3 separate regions of the Homo sapiens genome follow, and all the other regions are linked to region 1. The links are chromatin contacts, found by Hi-C or POLR2A ChIA-PET in ENCODE. All regions are on one chromosome and are shown on one strand. The core of a region is the stretch at or near the end of the contact, and the rest is flanking DNA. Distances in the headings are between cores, read along the strand shown. Region 1 has its middle 72 kb from the start of PPP3CA-DT. Region 2 overlaps PPP3CA (protein phosphatase 3 catalytic subunit alpha). Region 3 overlaps PPP3CA (protein phosphatase 3 catalytic subunit alpha).

What was found. A loop is a pair of places that touch in the nucleus more often than their neighbours do. ChIA-PET counts read pairs that join two places held with the same protein, here RNA polymerase II (POLR2A). Pooled maps may share reads with other maps.
Region 2: a map of heart left ventricle shows a loop between it and region 1 (2.6-fold over the local background). The contact joins two enhancer-like sites. A Hi-C loop is called at or near these places in 1 of 168 maps with a recorded cell type or tissue (heart left ventricle), 20 of 37 single-sample maps with no recorded cell type and 19 of 50 pooled maps. POLR2A ChIA-PET finds 5 or more read pairs at or near these places in 1 of 52 experiments (activated naive CD4-positive, alpha-beta T cell).
Region 3: a map of GM13976 shows a loop between it and region 1 (2.7-fold over the local background). The contact joins two enhancer-like sites. A Hi-C loop is called at or near these places in 2 of 168 maps with a recorded cell type or tissue (GM13976 and endothelial cell of umbilical vein), 10 of 37 single-sample maps with no recorded cell type and 11 of 50 pooled maps. POLR2A ChIA-PET finds 5 or more read pairs at or near these places in 2 of 52 experiments (activated CD4-positive, alpha-beta T cell and naive thymus-derived CD4-positive, alpha-beta T cell).

Annotation. Positions count from the first base shown.
Region 1 is chr4:101,417,020-101,422,074 of GRCh38, reverse strand. No RefSeq gene overlaps it. Among named protein-coding and RNA genes, the nearest start is that of PPP3CA-DT, 72 kb to the right of the region's middle. Within about 2 kb of position 2,559, at least 3 of the 41 ENCODE cell types and tissues checked have a DNase peak (open chromatin) inside an H3K27ac peak, as active enhancers do.
Region 2 is chr4:101,174,057-101,179,111 of GRCh38, reverse strand. All of the region lies in intron 2 of PPP3CA (protein phosphatase 3 catalytic subunit alpha), which reads left to right. Among named protein-coding and RNA genes, the nearest start is that of MIR8066, 64 kb to the left of the region's middle. Within about 2 kb of position 3,036, at least 4 of the 41 ENCODE cell types and tissues checked have a DNase peak (open chromatin) inside an H3K27ac peak, as active enhancers do.
Region 3 is chr4:101,277,314-101,282,368 of GRCh38, reverse strand. All of the region lies in intron 1 of PPP3CA (protein phosphatase 3 catalytic subunit alpha), which reads left to right. Among named protein-coding and RNA genes, the nearest start is that of MIR8066, 39 kb to the right of the region's middle. RefSeq lists an enhancer at 2,543-2,837. Within about 2 kb of position 2,673, at least 6 of the 41 ENCODE cell types and tissues checked have a DNase peak (open chromatin) inside an H3K27ac peak, as active enhancers do.

The sequences.
Region 1 (5,055 bases), core at 1,310-3,809:
CAGTTACACATTTAACATGCTACAATAATCTCACCAATTAATCACTGCTTAGATACCTCCAGATATAAGGAACTCAAAAAAATTCATCTAATCTTTGAACAGCTCAGGATTGGAAAGTTATTGCTTTTCTTATTTTGCTGTGATTGATTACCTTCAGTTTTGAATGAACATTTGTCTTCTCATTCTTTTCTCCACTTGAATTTTATCTTATCCCTATAACCAGGCAAATTCTTTTTTCTGAACAAAATACTTTATAAATTAGAACCATCCAGTAATAGCAAAATTTAATTCAAGACATGGTAGCCTTCTAGTACTAGAAGTATACTAGCACATGATGAATTATCATTTTTCACCATATTATGAAAGGTCATATGCATTAAATGACTTCCTGAGAGACATTTAAGATTGGGTTTCATCCAGGCAATAACTAAAATTCCTTACATTATTTCCTGGGGAAAGCAGCCGCAGCTGGATGTTGCAGCAATGGCAATAGCTTGAAGGGAAGAAACAGGGGACAGCCCTGGTGCCTAATGACCAAGAAACTCTACCCAGCCTAGGACTTGCTCACTGCTTATGTATGTATGAGAATTGGCACTCTAAGACTTAGAGCTGTGCTGTACAACAGAGAACCACTAGTCATATATGGCTATTAAATATTTGAAACGTGGTAGTAAAAATTGAAATGTGCTATATGTATAAAATACATACTGAATTTCAAAACAATACAAAGAATCTAAAATCTCATTAATAATTTTTATAACGATTGATCATAAGTTGAAATAATATTTTGGATAGCTGCATTCGATCAAATATTTAATATTTACAGTATTATAAAATCAATTTCATCTGTCTCTTTTCACGTTTTAATGTAAATACTGAAAAATTTTAAATTCTATATGTCTCACGTTGTATTTCTGTAGGGCAGCACTGCCATAAAACCATAGTAGAGTTCACAATCTGGTACTCTGTAAGATGAATACTGCTCATGGAAGTATTTTGTTTATCTTTTGCAATATTTTTTAAATTTAAACTTAATTGCCAATTTTGAAAAAATCATCAATATTTTAATTAAACTTAGATTTTATAGAATTATTTAATTTTACTTTTCTTGGAAATCCAAGAGATCAGGCATTTCTTGGGCTGTTTTAATACATGGCACCAATTGTTTGGAGTGGAAGAGCTGCTGACTCATTTTTAGACCAGATTTTCCACTTTACCATGGTCCCCAGCATTTCCTAATGCTAGTTTTTACTCACTTCAACATCTGCATTTAGCTGTTACCTACTTAAGTACTACAGACTTTTGAATTTGTAAGCCCTTCCCTTTAATATTTTAGCATTCAACTTAAAAATGAATAGAAGATTGTTGCTTTGTTTTGGGGATAGAAAAAGTAGATTTTAGTGATACAGACAGTCCCTGACTTAACAATAGTTCAAATTAACAGCTTTTCAACTTTAGGATGGTGAAAAAGCTATATGCATTCACTAGAAACCTTACTTCAAATTTTGAATTTTGATCTTTTCCTGGACTAGCAATATATCCTAAGATACTCTCACAATACTGGACAGCAATAGAGAGCCACAGTTCCCTGTCAGTCACAGGATTAGGAGGGTAAACAACTGATACTCTTCAGCGTACTGTGTTGCCAGATGATTTTGCCCAACTGCAGGCTAATATAAGTGTTTAGAGCATGTTTAAGGTAGGCTGAGCTATGAGGTAGGCGAGCTGTGATATTTTTCGGTTAGATGTATTAAATGCACCTTCAACTTAAAGATATTTTCAACATACAATGGGTTTATTGGGAGGTTAATTCCATTGTAAGTCAAGGAGCATCTGTATATTATTCCACTGGCCCATTTCTGACTCAGGTGTTAAAAAGTAGAAATCTAAATTGGCATGTGGAGAAAACACATGTACAAATAATTGTTGCCAATTAAATTAGTTGGTTAAATGAATTAGAAGAGGTTTCTCACTCACTTGCTGAAACAGAGGATTTTGTTCAAAATGTGTATGAGGATCCCACATCCTGAGATCAATTGGAAGTAGTGATGCCTGTGTTAACTAGAAGAGAATTCAAGAGTAAGTGGTTTGTTAATTCTTGAAGAGAAACCAAATGGCAGCCCCCCGCAAGCCTTAGAAACAAAAGTCAAAGGAAGCTACAAAGCAGAACAAACAAAGAAACTTTAGGGAGGTGGTGCCCAAAATCAGAGACGCCTTCATTCCCCTTTGATAATCAGTGTATAATGTGGCCACCAGTGGAGACCTAATACTACCAAATATACTGGCATTTACAATTACTTATTCAAGATAATAGTCCTTTATATACTCTGTCCTTCTCAGCATTAGATTCTCCTAATTACCAGTTGGCCATTTAGAGAGCTGGTCTTTCAAAAAAGGCACAATTGCACGTTGTTTTTTAGCTCAGCACTCTTCCTGACAGAATTATTGAGGAAGCATTATGCAAATCTATTGTTTACCAAAGCCATAAAACCATCTGGTCCTAGAGGTTCATTTTTTGTAGCTGACTTCTGGAAACCAGCGTGGGTTTAACTTCCTCTGTCCTTCCTATTCTAGCTGCCAAGCCACTGTTGACAAAACACAGGTGTTTTAAGTTACTCATTTTTGACTGGGCTTTTTATCGAGACCCTTGTTTTACTTAACTTTGTTCTAGTTTCTGTAAGATCACTTTATCTTCAGGATTTCCATGACTCAGTCAGTTTCTATACTTTCATATAGGCTTCATTTGAAAACCTTCTGAGTATTTCCAAATGTAGTCAAATACAAAGCGCGTTTGTAGGAAGCCATAAAAATGACCTGGGTAATATAACCAGGGGACATGGCCATAACATTCAGATGGCAGCATCTAGGTTTCCAAAATCAGCTCATGCTCCTACTTATACATCCATACATTTTGAATAACAGTTACCAGGAAATCTAAGATTTTGTTGCTGTTGAGTAGGTTGAATAAGTGAATTTAATTTTCAAGATCACTACATAAAATTATGCTCTTTAATTTTCTTTAATATGTGATTTTTGGATACTTCTTTTAACATATCACTGTTCTTTAATATATCACTATTATTCCAAATCACAGCAAATTCTGCCCTTACTTAGGGTGTGGAATTATATTTCCGCCAACAGAATTTCTCCAATATGATCTCCAGAAGGTGAAGTATATCATAGCTATCATAGCATAGAAGCTGAATGATGTCACTTTTAGGCACTAAATACCCTAATGGAGGGCAGCTGTCAGTTTCCAGCAGTTGGGGATGCCCTCTAATCTTCATACAATCTATATAACCATGAGCAGGAAGCAAAGGGAAGTTGTTTCAGTGATGTACACAAGTAAAGAGGTACATGCTACAATATTTTCTATGACATAAAATGTTACCAACACCTAAGGGCTTTTAAGACCATTGTAAACAATGTCAGATTCACTGCATTGTCCAAGTACTAGTAGAATAGATTGAACTTTCTGTGTGTCTGGATAGTTGCAAGTTAGACCAGAGAAGGAATTCTGGTGGCTTTTTGAGATAACAAAGACAGACAATTTTTAATATAGCATTAATACCCGTTATTTGATTATGATCTTTTTCACGAGTCCCCCTGTTTTACCATTTTGGCTAAATGAGCTCAGTTATTTGAAATCCCTAATGCCTAGTATTTTCTTAAATTGTATAACCTGTGTTATATACTAAGCTTATTATGAGTTGCTGACTTAAAAAGGGAGTAGGAGAGCAATACAAAGATGTGAACTTTGGTTAAAGTCAGAATCTTAGGAGTTGCCATTAGCTAAAAAAAGAAATAGTGGGAGGAGGATGTGGCTCTTTGCTCAAAGACTTATAGCGCTTTTCTGGCAGCCACATCCTGCCTGTGGCTAGGTCAACCCAAGTACCACATCTTACTGTTTTCTTGAATGATAAAACATTGTCTACAATTGAAGGGGCCTCTCTTTGCAATAAATCAATCTGATTACGAAAGGTTAATAAACATTTAGGGCTATAGGAAACTTGGGGCTTTGAGCTTTGCAAACATCATATATATGTGAAAATGTATGTAGCCAAGATATTTATTGATAATTTAAAAATATGTCATTATAGAAGACAACTTGGAAAAATACATAAATGTGGAAAGAAGAAATTTAAAGCTACCTCCTCTGATGTATTGAGAATAGCATTTATTTCTGCTAGTACATATGTATGTGCGAATGTATATATATGCACATATAGGAATGGTTTTGATTTTACAAATATGTATGTACTCATGTATTTACAAATGGAAAAATATTATCTGTAATTCACATATGATCATACTAAATATACATAATTGTTTTTCTTTTTATTTGCTTAATATTATAAGCATTTTTCCATGTTAAGTGTTCCTTGAAACACTGACTGCCTGTGTAATATTTTATTACATCAATGATTCTCAAACATTAGCATGTATCAAAATTAAGTGAATACTCTTATTCTACCAAATCGTCTTTGCTCCTCAGTATATTTCTATGTTATAAGTTGTTAGTCAAACTAAAGTCTTATTTCAGTTTACATTTCTTTCATTACTGATGGCAGCAGCCACCCATCTAGAGTGGCTCCCGCTATGACACTGGCTGCTGAGGCACTCCAGGGATCCTGCAGGAGTCAGGAATAGGAAGAAACCCCTCCCCGTTCCAAGTTGGAGGGATGGGATCCCTGCCCTCCCAGGCACACCTGCACCTGCAGGTGGCTACAGACCTGGGCATCTCGGCATTCTCGTGGGCCAGGAAGCCCCCCCTGCTCCCACAGGATCGGATGTGCCTGCTCCTGCTGACTGGCGTCTCCCCTCTCCTGGTGCCTGCTCTAGTTTCACAGCAAAGTTGTGGCCAGACCCAGGCGCTGTCATGTGCCCACTCCAATTTCAGAGAAAAGTTGTGGCCCAGCCCAGATGCTGTCATGAGCCAGCCAGGTATGTGAGTGCTGATACACCAGCTCCCTGCTGCCTCACCTCCCTCTGGACTTAGGGTGCCAAGGAGCACAGGAGGGAGGCCAGGGTGGGGCTAAGGGCAGCTCAGCATGG
Region 2 (5,055 bases), core at 1,787-4,286, 240 kb after region 1:
TAGTTCAAGAAAGAGAAGAAAATTGTGGGGAGTCAAATATGATGAAGGGATTTGTAAGATTGGTGATAACAAGAAACAGTTGATTTGACCAATAGACTTAGGTTCCACAGACAAAATAAGAATCATTGAGAGTTAGCCAGGGGTCATAGAAATAATTATCTGCTGACTAAGAGTGACCAGGGAATGCTAGTTTTGAAGATGAGGAAAGGATTTGTCAGAGGTGGTTTATGTGTGGTTGGATTGAATCTGAGGAATTAGGACAAGAGGGGCAATAGTAACACTTCCATTAATATGAGGGCTGTGTGAAGAACACTTACCAACTTGAGGGTTTTATGTTAGATTTAGTGATGTCTAGGTGTCATGACAAATGTAAATGCTTATTTCTAGAAAGGGACCAGTGGTAAAATTATGATGGGAATAGACATGGCCTTTTTGAGGATAGACCTTTAGAGGTTTCGGAGTTGACTTACTCTGGATAATTATGCAATTTAGAATGGTAAAGGCAAAGAGAGGAAGGGTTTTAGCAAAATATGTATCCTGATTGGTCAAAGGACTCTGGGAGCACAGTACCAAAAGTCTGTCCAGTAGAGGTCAATGGGAGACAGTGTGACTATATTTGTTAGATAGAATACATTATTTTCAGGGGCAGTATGACCATGATTTTAAATAAAAATTTCAGATGTAAAGGTAAGTCTTTTTTGGAGCAGATTTTGATTTTTTGCTTAATTAATCAAGGCCTAATGCTAAAACTGTTAAGTATTCATCATGCTACTGACAAATAAAATCTGAATATTTGCATATAAAGTAAAACTGAAACATGGATTCATGCTTGTGTTCTAGATTCTTTCACATAACAACTGCATTTTATGTGTAATGGGCATGTTTTAAGGGTAATGCTTTGCCACCTAGTGAGAAGATCATTGGCTTTAGAATAAAACAGACATAGGCTCTAATCCTGCCCACAAGTTACCTAACATGCTCCTCATTTAAACTTCTGTGCAAGTGATTGAAATAATTTCTACTTTACAGTGCTGTGAGACTTGAGATAATGTTGAAAAGCTCCTCACGTAATAACTGATATGTAGTAGGAACTCAGTGACCAAAAAATATCACTTATTACCACTAAAATTGATCTATGTACATATATTCACTGAAACCTTCTGTAAATGGATGGATATATATGTTTATATTTAGTAAACAGAAAAAATAATATTTCTTGGTATATAGTAGTGTACTCTGGATAATGATAGTCATTGTTATAGGAATTGTGTTTTTTTTTTGTGCTTAATTCAACAGTCATTCCTGGTAAGATATATCAAAGATTTGCTGATGTATTCAGTACTTACTTCATATTTGCCCTTCTGATGTAAATCAGAAACAATTAAAATAATTTATAATAGAAAATTCAAAAATTCAATTCATAGAATTTATATAAACCTTTTCTTACTTTGTTTGATGTACTTTCTTAGCACCTGAATTCCACTTTTCATTTGACTCATATGAGTTGTTTGACATTTGTTTTGGTTCCAAGTAAAAGTATAGTTGTTTTGTTTAGGATCTTCTTGACATTACTGAACTACAATAATCCCTTTTTTTCCCAAGCTTAACAGGAAAAGGAGGGTGAAAATAATAGTATTAGTGAAAACTATTGTCTAAAAGTGATGAGAGTACAGGACTACTATGAATCAGGAATCCCGAGAGATTGTGCCAGTTCTGACAATGTCTTCCTGTAATTCATGAAGAGGTTATTCTAGGTGATCTCAAAGCCCTTGTTGGTTTTCATTCTATGAATGCATTTCTTACTCCAACTATATGTTACATGACTTCAAAGGGAATATCTTGATTAGTCTAATCAGGGTTTCCTCCTGCTACCCTTTAAAAACACCTCTGTGTCAAAGTAAGAGATAACCTCAACTTTTGTTATTGTGTGATTTAACTTCCCACCATATGATGAATTCCTGAACATTTTAAAACCACTAGTTTTATTTTTGTGAGTACTTCAATATCCAGAATGATTTCTGTCGTTAACGTAATGAAACTTCCACTCCTACATGTGTTTCTTTTGTCTTTAAAATATAGCAGGCCTGTTTCACAAAAACATTTTCTTATTTAAATATGCATGCTTTTATATTCTTCTCATATGAATAATATGTGAATTGACTACTTTTTAATTTGAATAATGTTGTGGCTATAGAAAAAAGCATGGTGAAAAGGGAATGGATTTAGGAATTTTAAGTAAAATATCCTAGTATATCGTATATCTATTGATATTTTATTGGTCACATTTTATTGGTGTTTGTCACATTTCACTGTGGTTTTTTGGGGGGGCTTCACAGTAGTTGTATTTTAGTCACAGTAATTAAAATTTAATAAACAGTTCTCTGTGATTTTCTCTATCTTGATTGTTCTCAAGGGTTAGTCATTTGCCCCATATGTCTGATAATTGGTCATACAAATCTCTGTTGCTAAATTCTTGACTTTGAAGAATGTTTGATTTTCTTCTGTGCTATTTTCTGCTCTAAATAGTCATATAATTTTACTTTTGGAAGAGAATTAGAGACTACTCCAGCTACTGGCCTTACAGATTAGGAGGCTTGGAGCAGTCAGGCACTGCCACTCACAGCTGGAAAGTGCTGAACTAGGCCCAGAACTCTGGTCTTCTAGATGCTCTTGTGGATTCTCTGCACCAGGTCCCCCGACCCTTCTTTGTTTGTCATCTATTTCCTTCCGAATAACAATGGAGAAGGTGATGACTTTACTTCTGCAGCACGTTATTGTTGCTTTTGCAATTTAATTTCTGTTGGCTGTATTAAAATTTAATGTTTGTATACACTAATACATTTAACAGTTATTCTTCAGCAATAGACATGAGTTTTTCTACTCACAAAAACCCTGTAGATCACATAATAACTGACCTTTTCCTACTGACCTTTAAATAAAGCAATCCCTTAATGTACTGCTCATTTTGTCCTTGACCCAGAGCTCACTTCTGCTTTCTTACATCATGTTTGGCAGCGGGACAGAGGTAATAACCTGAGAGGCGTGATGTTTGTGCCTTCCATGACTACCCCTGTTTAACTGCTGGGAAAGTTTCCCTCATCTTCTCCCGTAATTATTTTTAAATGTCTTCAGACTTGAGGGAGTAAGGTTTTGTGGAGACCATATAATGCTGATGGGAGTGTACTAGAGATATCCATTCTGTATTTCCTGTGGAAAATGGAATAAAATAGAATGTTTTCAGTTTCTTAAACTTAACTCCTCTGTGTGGTAGAATCAAAATCATTGTATTTATGCCTAAAGAGCAAACTACTCCACTCCTATACTGAGGTTTCTTACTGGCAATTCCTCTCCATTTGAAAATAGAAGATGTTTCATACACCAAAGAGCACTACTTTCTACCTGCTTCTTTCTCATCAACAATATAGGACAGACTCAGGCATACACATCTTTTAATATGGTATACAGCTGCAGAATTACAAAGAATTAATATGCATGTATCGTAGATAGCTTTAAGTCCCTTTGGACTCCTTAGATGCTCCTTTTTTCACCAACATTCTAATAGAGTTATAATACAGCATTGCAGCTGGAAGAAACATTAAGGCTAAAACCAAATCAGGTAGTATGTTGAAAGGAATGGTGGACCTGCCACTGACCAGCTGGAATAATCTTGGAGCAAATCACTTCAACTCCCTATGCCTCCATTTGCTCATTGATAAAATGCATCAGCTAACAAGGTACAAGAATTACCTGGTGATCCCTTTTCTCTGATTTCATTCAATTATAGTTGGCTATTACTCTTTCCCAGAAGTCTACCACAGGTCAGCCCCTAAGTTCTAATTCAAGCTGTCAACTTTAGTCTTCCCTTTAATTTCTCAGAAGTAAAACGTTTTTTCTTTTACAGGCCCCTTCCAGTTTCTATAGCTTCAGAAACAAAGATGATGTCATTCCAGCTTCTTCTTCCAAAAATTCTTTGTTTCTTTTCTTTAGTCTTTGTTTTAGGATTTGTTTTCAAGGCATTTACACCTTTTCTTTCTAGCATTATAGATTATCTTAGATCTTTGTTATGTCTCCAAATATTTTTCGGGACTTTAAGTCTTACCTTAGTCCTCTGACTTCCCCCTGAACATGGATTTCACAAAGTACACCCCTTTATAGCCATAGTGCCTGGATTCAACCCAGCTCTGTCACCTCCCAGCTCTGTGACTGTTCAAGTTACGTATACTGTGTTTCAGTGTCTACCTAGAGTTGTGGGGATTAAGTGAGTTAGTACCTGTCAAGCTCTTATAGCTGTCTGGCATATAGTAAGTGGTATTTGTGTGAGTGCCAGGCTTTACAATCTTACCGCAGGCTTTGTTCCCTTTCCCTATCTCACTATTCTTGGCCAACTGAGCATCTCACCTTCCCCAGACTTACACTTCATGTCCTTAGACTTTATATTCTTTTAGATTAAGAAGGATACCTCCATTGTCACCCACAGGCTCCCCTTAAATACTTTACAATATGTATAATTTTGTGTTTAGGTTTGCACACATATTCTTTATATTGTTGTCATCCTAAAAGTTATTCTCATAATACTTAAAGCTTTCATACATTGTTAGGAAGAAATGTTGTACTTAATTCAAGAAGATGTTTTAGAAAATATTTAAGCCAGATTATAAGAATACATAAATACAAAACGATGTATTATTTCTTTTAAAAATAAGTGTACCTAAAGTCATTGCACTTTAGTGAAGAATTCCCTAACCCCAATTAATTTTGTGATATCTTAATGAAAAAATTAACAAATGGTGTGGTTGTTTCACTTCCTTGAAAATACATCGTTTAGGTTCATGTTTCAAAAGAGCCAATTTTAAGCAATACTGAAGGAGACAATCTTATTGATAAAAACATAAATATTTAATAGAGCCATAGTATATTAAAAGATTTTGAAAATATAAAGTTGATTGATTTCAGTAACTTCCAAACTATTTGTTAACAACGTGGTTTTTTTTGTTAGTTTGTTTTTCTGGCGGGGTGGGGGGGGCGTAGTTTTTGTGTTTGTTTGTTTGTTTATTT
Region 3 (5,055 bases), core at 1,424-3,923, 140 kb after region 1:
GTAGTGAGGTCTGTCCATCACATTTCACTCATCTAATCACCTTTGTCATTCTTCTGGTTTTCACAGATAGGATAGAAAAACTGTAGTTTTTTTCTGTTGCCACTTAGCTCTTGGTTGCAGGGGCCTCTAGGTAGGTGTGAAGTGGTTATCAAGGCTTTGACTGTCAAAAACACTTCTACTCAAAATTGGCCTTAGCAGTTAAGCCAGATTTAAAATGATTTTGGTAGTGGATTATCTAAGCTCATATAGAATAACTGCAAGTCACTTTCAAACTTGCCATAGATGCGAAGATAATATATTCTCATTTTCTGGACTAGCTTTTCCCAGGAAAAGGTATGGGGTGGAGGGATATCAAATATCAATTTTTGTAGATATGGAAAGCTCCATGAATGTGTATTTATAGGCCCCCTGAGGTCTAACTGAATGTATGTTGAATGCAGATTCTTCTGTTTTCCTCCCCAGGTTTGTCATTTGGCAACTAGTACAGGAAAAAGACCCTCAATAACTAGCAAGTCTGTCTTTGTTATATGTAGACAAGCATTTTGATTAATTTAGGGAGGATGCTTTTTTCACTATATAAAATTAAAATGAAATTATGGAAGAACCTAGTTTGTTTTCTTACTTGAGTTGAATGCTGTTTAACCACTTTCTTATTACATTCGATTGACTTAGTTGAGTTGGATGCTGAATGTTTAACCACTTTCTTATTACATTTGATTGACTTAAAAACCATCTGTAGCATAGCCTAAATAACTTAAGACTTTCAGAAAGTTGTGGCAAATTTTTTTGATACATTCTCATTCATAGCCAACTCAATTATATTAACTTTTTATACAAATCAAATTATATTATAATCCATACACATTAAATTTCACTTAGACCAAAGAAGAGCCAAGGCTTCTTTACTGGATCTCACCCCCTCTTACGTATTTAAGAGCATTGCCCCAGGAAGTCCTCTTTTCTGCATCAGCATTTTCTATTCTTTGTTGGATCATACTCATTAGCAGAAGATGCCATAGTTTTTACTGTCTTGAAATAATAAAGCTTCTCCTGAGCCCATGTTCTTATCCAGCTACTGCTGCATTTCTCTTCAGAGCAAAACTCTCCAAAAGAATTATGTACGTTCACTGTCTCAAATTGCTCTTCTCCCATTCTTCCTTGAACCCTCTCCAAAGCTTTTCCTCATTCACTGCTTCAGAGCCTTCTTTTGTCAAAGTCTCCAATAACCTCAGTGTTGTCAGGTTGAATAGCAGGCTCATCTAATTTGACTTAGCATAGCATTTAACACAGCTGATCACACTGTCTCTCCCGGAACACATTCTTCTCTGGAGTACTTGCAAATCACATGCTCTTGGTTCTCCTCCTGCATCATAGGCTGTTCTCTCTCAGTCATTTTTTTTTCCTATTTCTTCTTTGTTTCTCCAGTCTCTAACCATTTAACCATTGGAATGCCCCCTTCTCTTTTCTATATAATGCATTTGTGGAGTGAGCTCAAGCATTCTTCTTTTATGTATGACACTGATGGTTTCCAGTTTTTTTTTTTTTTTTTGAGACTGAGTCTGGCTCTGTCACCCAGGCTGGAGTGCAATGAGGTGATCTCAGCTCACTGCAGCCTCTGCCTCCTGGGTTCAAGTGATTCTCCAGCCTCAGCCTCCCAAGTAGCTGGAACTGCAGGTGCATGCCACCATGCCCGGCTAATTTTTGTATTTTTAGTAGAGATGGGGTTTCACTATGTTGGCTAGGCCGGTCTCGAACTCCTGACCTCAGGTGATCCACCCGCCTCGGCCTCCTACAGTGCTGGGATTACAGGCATGAGCCACCACACCTGGTCCGTTTCCAGTTTTTATCTACAGTTTGAATCTTTCCTCAGTGCCTCTAGTCTCATATATACAAAATACCTGCTTAACACTTTCACTTGCCTGTCTAAATTAACTTGTCCACACTCAGACTCTTGCTTTCCCTTGTTCTTTCTGAGCAGTAATGGTGGCCTTCTTGATATTTATTTAAAAAAGAAAACAGATTCACAGCTCAAGGCCTTTATATTTGCTATTACCTCTGTTTGCCATGCTTTTCTCCCAGATACCCACATGGCTTAGTCTCCCCACCTCCTTACGTCTGCTCAAATATCACTATTCTCAATCTGGCTACTTTTTCTTCTTAATTTTCTCTCTAATGCTTATTTGACATGCCGTATATTTGTCTGTTTATTGCTTTACATTCCAAGAATATATGCTCTAAGAGGGCAGTGACTTTTGTCCATTTTATTCGCTAATGTGTTCCCATTTCTTACTACAGTGCCTGGTCCATAGTAAGTGCTCAATTAATATACATTGAGGGAAAAGACTACATGAACATTACTACCACGATGATGTTATAGTTGATTTCAGTTCCAGGAACTGAAAATGTGAAAGTGCTTCCGTCAATTTCTCCTTTGAAACTTCACTTTAGATAACTTACTTCTTTAGTGAGAAACAGCAGCCCCTTATTCTTAAAGGAAGATTTCCATTGTGTGCCTTTTTCTTCTGCAGCTGTCTCTGAGCAAATTGCTCATTCTAGCTTCTTCTTGGAATGAGTCTCTTCTCTGAACTTCTCTTGGCTCTTCCCTCTTTCAGCTTGGCTTCTGTTCACGGAGCTTAGTTCTACTTCCTGACCTCACAGAGCTTGCCCTTTTTATAGTAAAAAGCCTGTGGTGATGTCATTGGCTCAGCTGGTTTCAATCAGGCTGCTCAGTTGAAGCTGATGAATGACTCTGCAAGTTATCTTTTGGAGGGCTGTACTTATTCTGATACAAAATACGCAGTTATATACAGCATTAACCATTTAGCAATTATCCCATGTGAGTCATGGGAATGCTTTTTCCCACTCTTTACTAACGGAAATTCTAATTGATCATTGGCTGCCCCACAAGCACAGCAGAGTCAGGTATCTGATGTTGGTCAACTGCTTACTGGCTCTTACTCTGCTTCTAACTCTCTAGGACCTCCTGCAGCCTTTCTCCTGCCTGTTACTTTATTCTGCTTTCTAAATGTCATTCCTTAGATCCTTAATTAAGCTACCCCAAACTTGTTTCTCACCTTGAACCTCTGCCTTACTGTTACTCATCCATTTGCTGCTCTTGGATCACACATTTTTTTTTGACCTTGCCATTTGTAAAATGTAATTGAATTGTGTGTGTGTGTGGCTACCCTTTTCTTTTTTAATTCTAGGCACTCATCTTTACTATTAATTCTGTAACAATTGCTATTTTTGACTTTAGAACATTGTCCTAACTTTTTTCAGTGAGAAGGTGATTGGTTTGTGATTTATTTCTGGTAATTTTATGCTTCTAAGTCTGATGCAAGACATTTTAATTACATTTTTTAGTTTGGAAGAGAAAGGCTTTATTGGGAAATTGATCGGTTTTCATAAAACAAATCTGTCATATTTAAAAATGGGCCTGCATAGAATATAGTGTGTATGAAAAGTGGTGGCTACAGAATCCTTGTAGTTAAAGCTCAGAAAGTTTTGATAGCCAGTGGCACAAAGGGGGCCAGATGTCCACGGGGGTGATTGTTTAAAGGGATGGTAGGGAAAATATAAAGTGAATGTGTAGAATGAAGGGGTGCTTATGACCAGGGTGAACTTCTAATTTATTGTGTAAATCAGGATGCTTTGAAGATAAAAGTTGTAACAGACATAAACTGGGACTGCCCACGCAAACCCTACCTATATATAACATTGCCGACACACCTCAGAATTATGGGTAGGCCTGGTTGGCCTTCATGATCAGTTGTTTTTCAGGACACAATGAAGTTAATATTCCACCTCTGTGGTATCCGCAGTCTGCTTTATAGCAGAGCAAGAGTCTCAGGAAACATAGTTTGAGAGCTCCAAGTTCAATATGGAGAGGTCTGTTTCTGAGCAGCAGCTATTTCTAAGCCACTGCAGCTGGGAAGGTGGTAGAGGGAGTGATGAGGAGGGGATCAGGTGTCTTTGGGGCAGTTAATGGACCTAATTCTGAGGGTTAGTGAGAGGCAAAATTTGGGGTAATGGGGTAATAGCAGAGGGCTGACAAATGACAGGTAGACTAAGCAATCTTTAAATAAAATTGAATATATTTTAAAGACATGCTTACCTCATTGTAAGCTTATAATTAAGAAACTGAATATGGCAAAATAATTGCAGTGTTAAATTTATTTCATAACATTGAATTTAAAAGTCGTAGTTAAAATAACTTTTTAATTTTTTTATTTTTTTTTTTTTTTTTACTAATAGCTTTTAAAGTTTCATTTTTTATGTTTGGTGCCAGAATTAAGAAGTGGCCCTTTCTCCGTATAAAGCAAATGGAGTTTTATATGCTAGATTCAATGTTGTGAACTGGGAAAAACATATCTGGTTTTATATAGGCTTTAAGAAAAATCAGGACTGATCCTAGGAAGATTAGGAAGGGGATTTATAGGACTAATATAGTCACTATCTCAGTGTTATGACTTACTGCTTTGGTTTTCATGGAATTTTCTTCTAAAGAACATTGTGAGTCACTGGTGTAGACAGAATCCTGAACACTCTTAGACCACTGACAAGTAGAAAACCCTGTTTGCAGCCAGCAGGGTCTGTGATTTGCCCATAGTAGGTACTTAATAAATATTGTTGACTTGATTTGGCTTAGGTTTGTCACTGGAAAATGTAAAAGCCAATGCACATTTATAGATTGATTTAAATTTTGGGGAGCATTTTTGCTATGCTATGTACATTTAGAGAAATAATGGCTATTTTTGTCTAACAGGAATTGTAGGCATGCGTAAGTTGAATGTGCAAGATGGACCTCTGAGGAGACAAGAACCATTAGAAACTTTTGCATACTATATTATCTGAATATTCATAAGTAAATGCAAATAGAAGAGCAATTTCTGTCAAATTGGGACATTTAAACAAATCAAGTGTTAACTTTGTTACTAAATTTTTAAAATGCGTTTTTTGATATTTACCTAAATGAATTGGAAATGTAGGTCCACGCAAAAACCCGTACACAAATGTCCACAGCAGCTTTATTTTTAATTTCCAAATAGCCGAGAT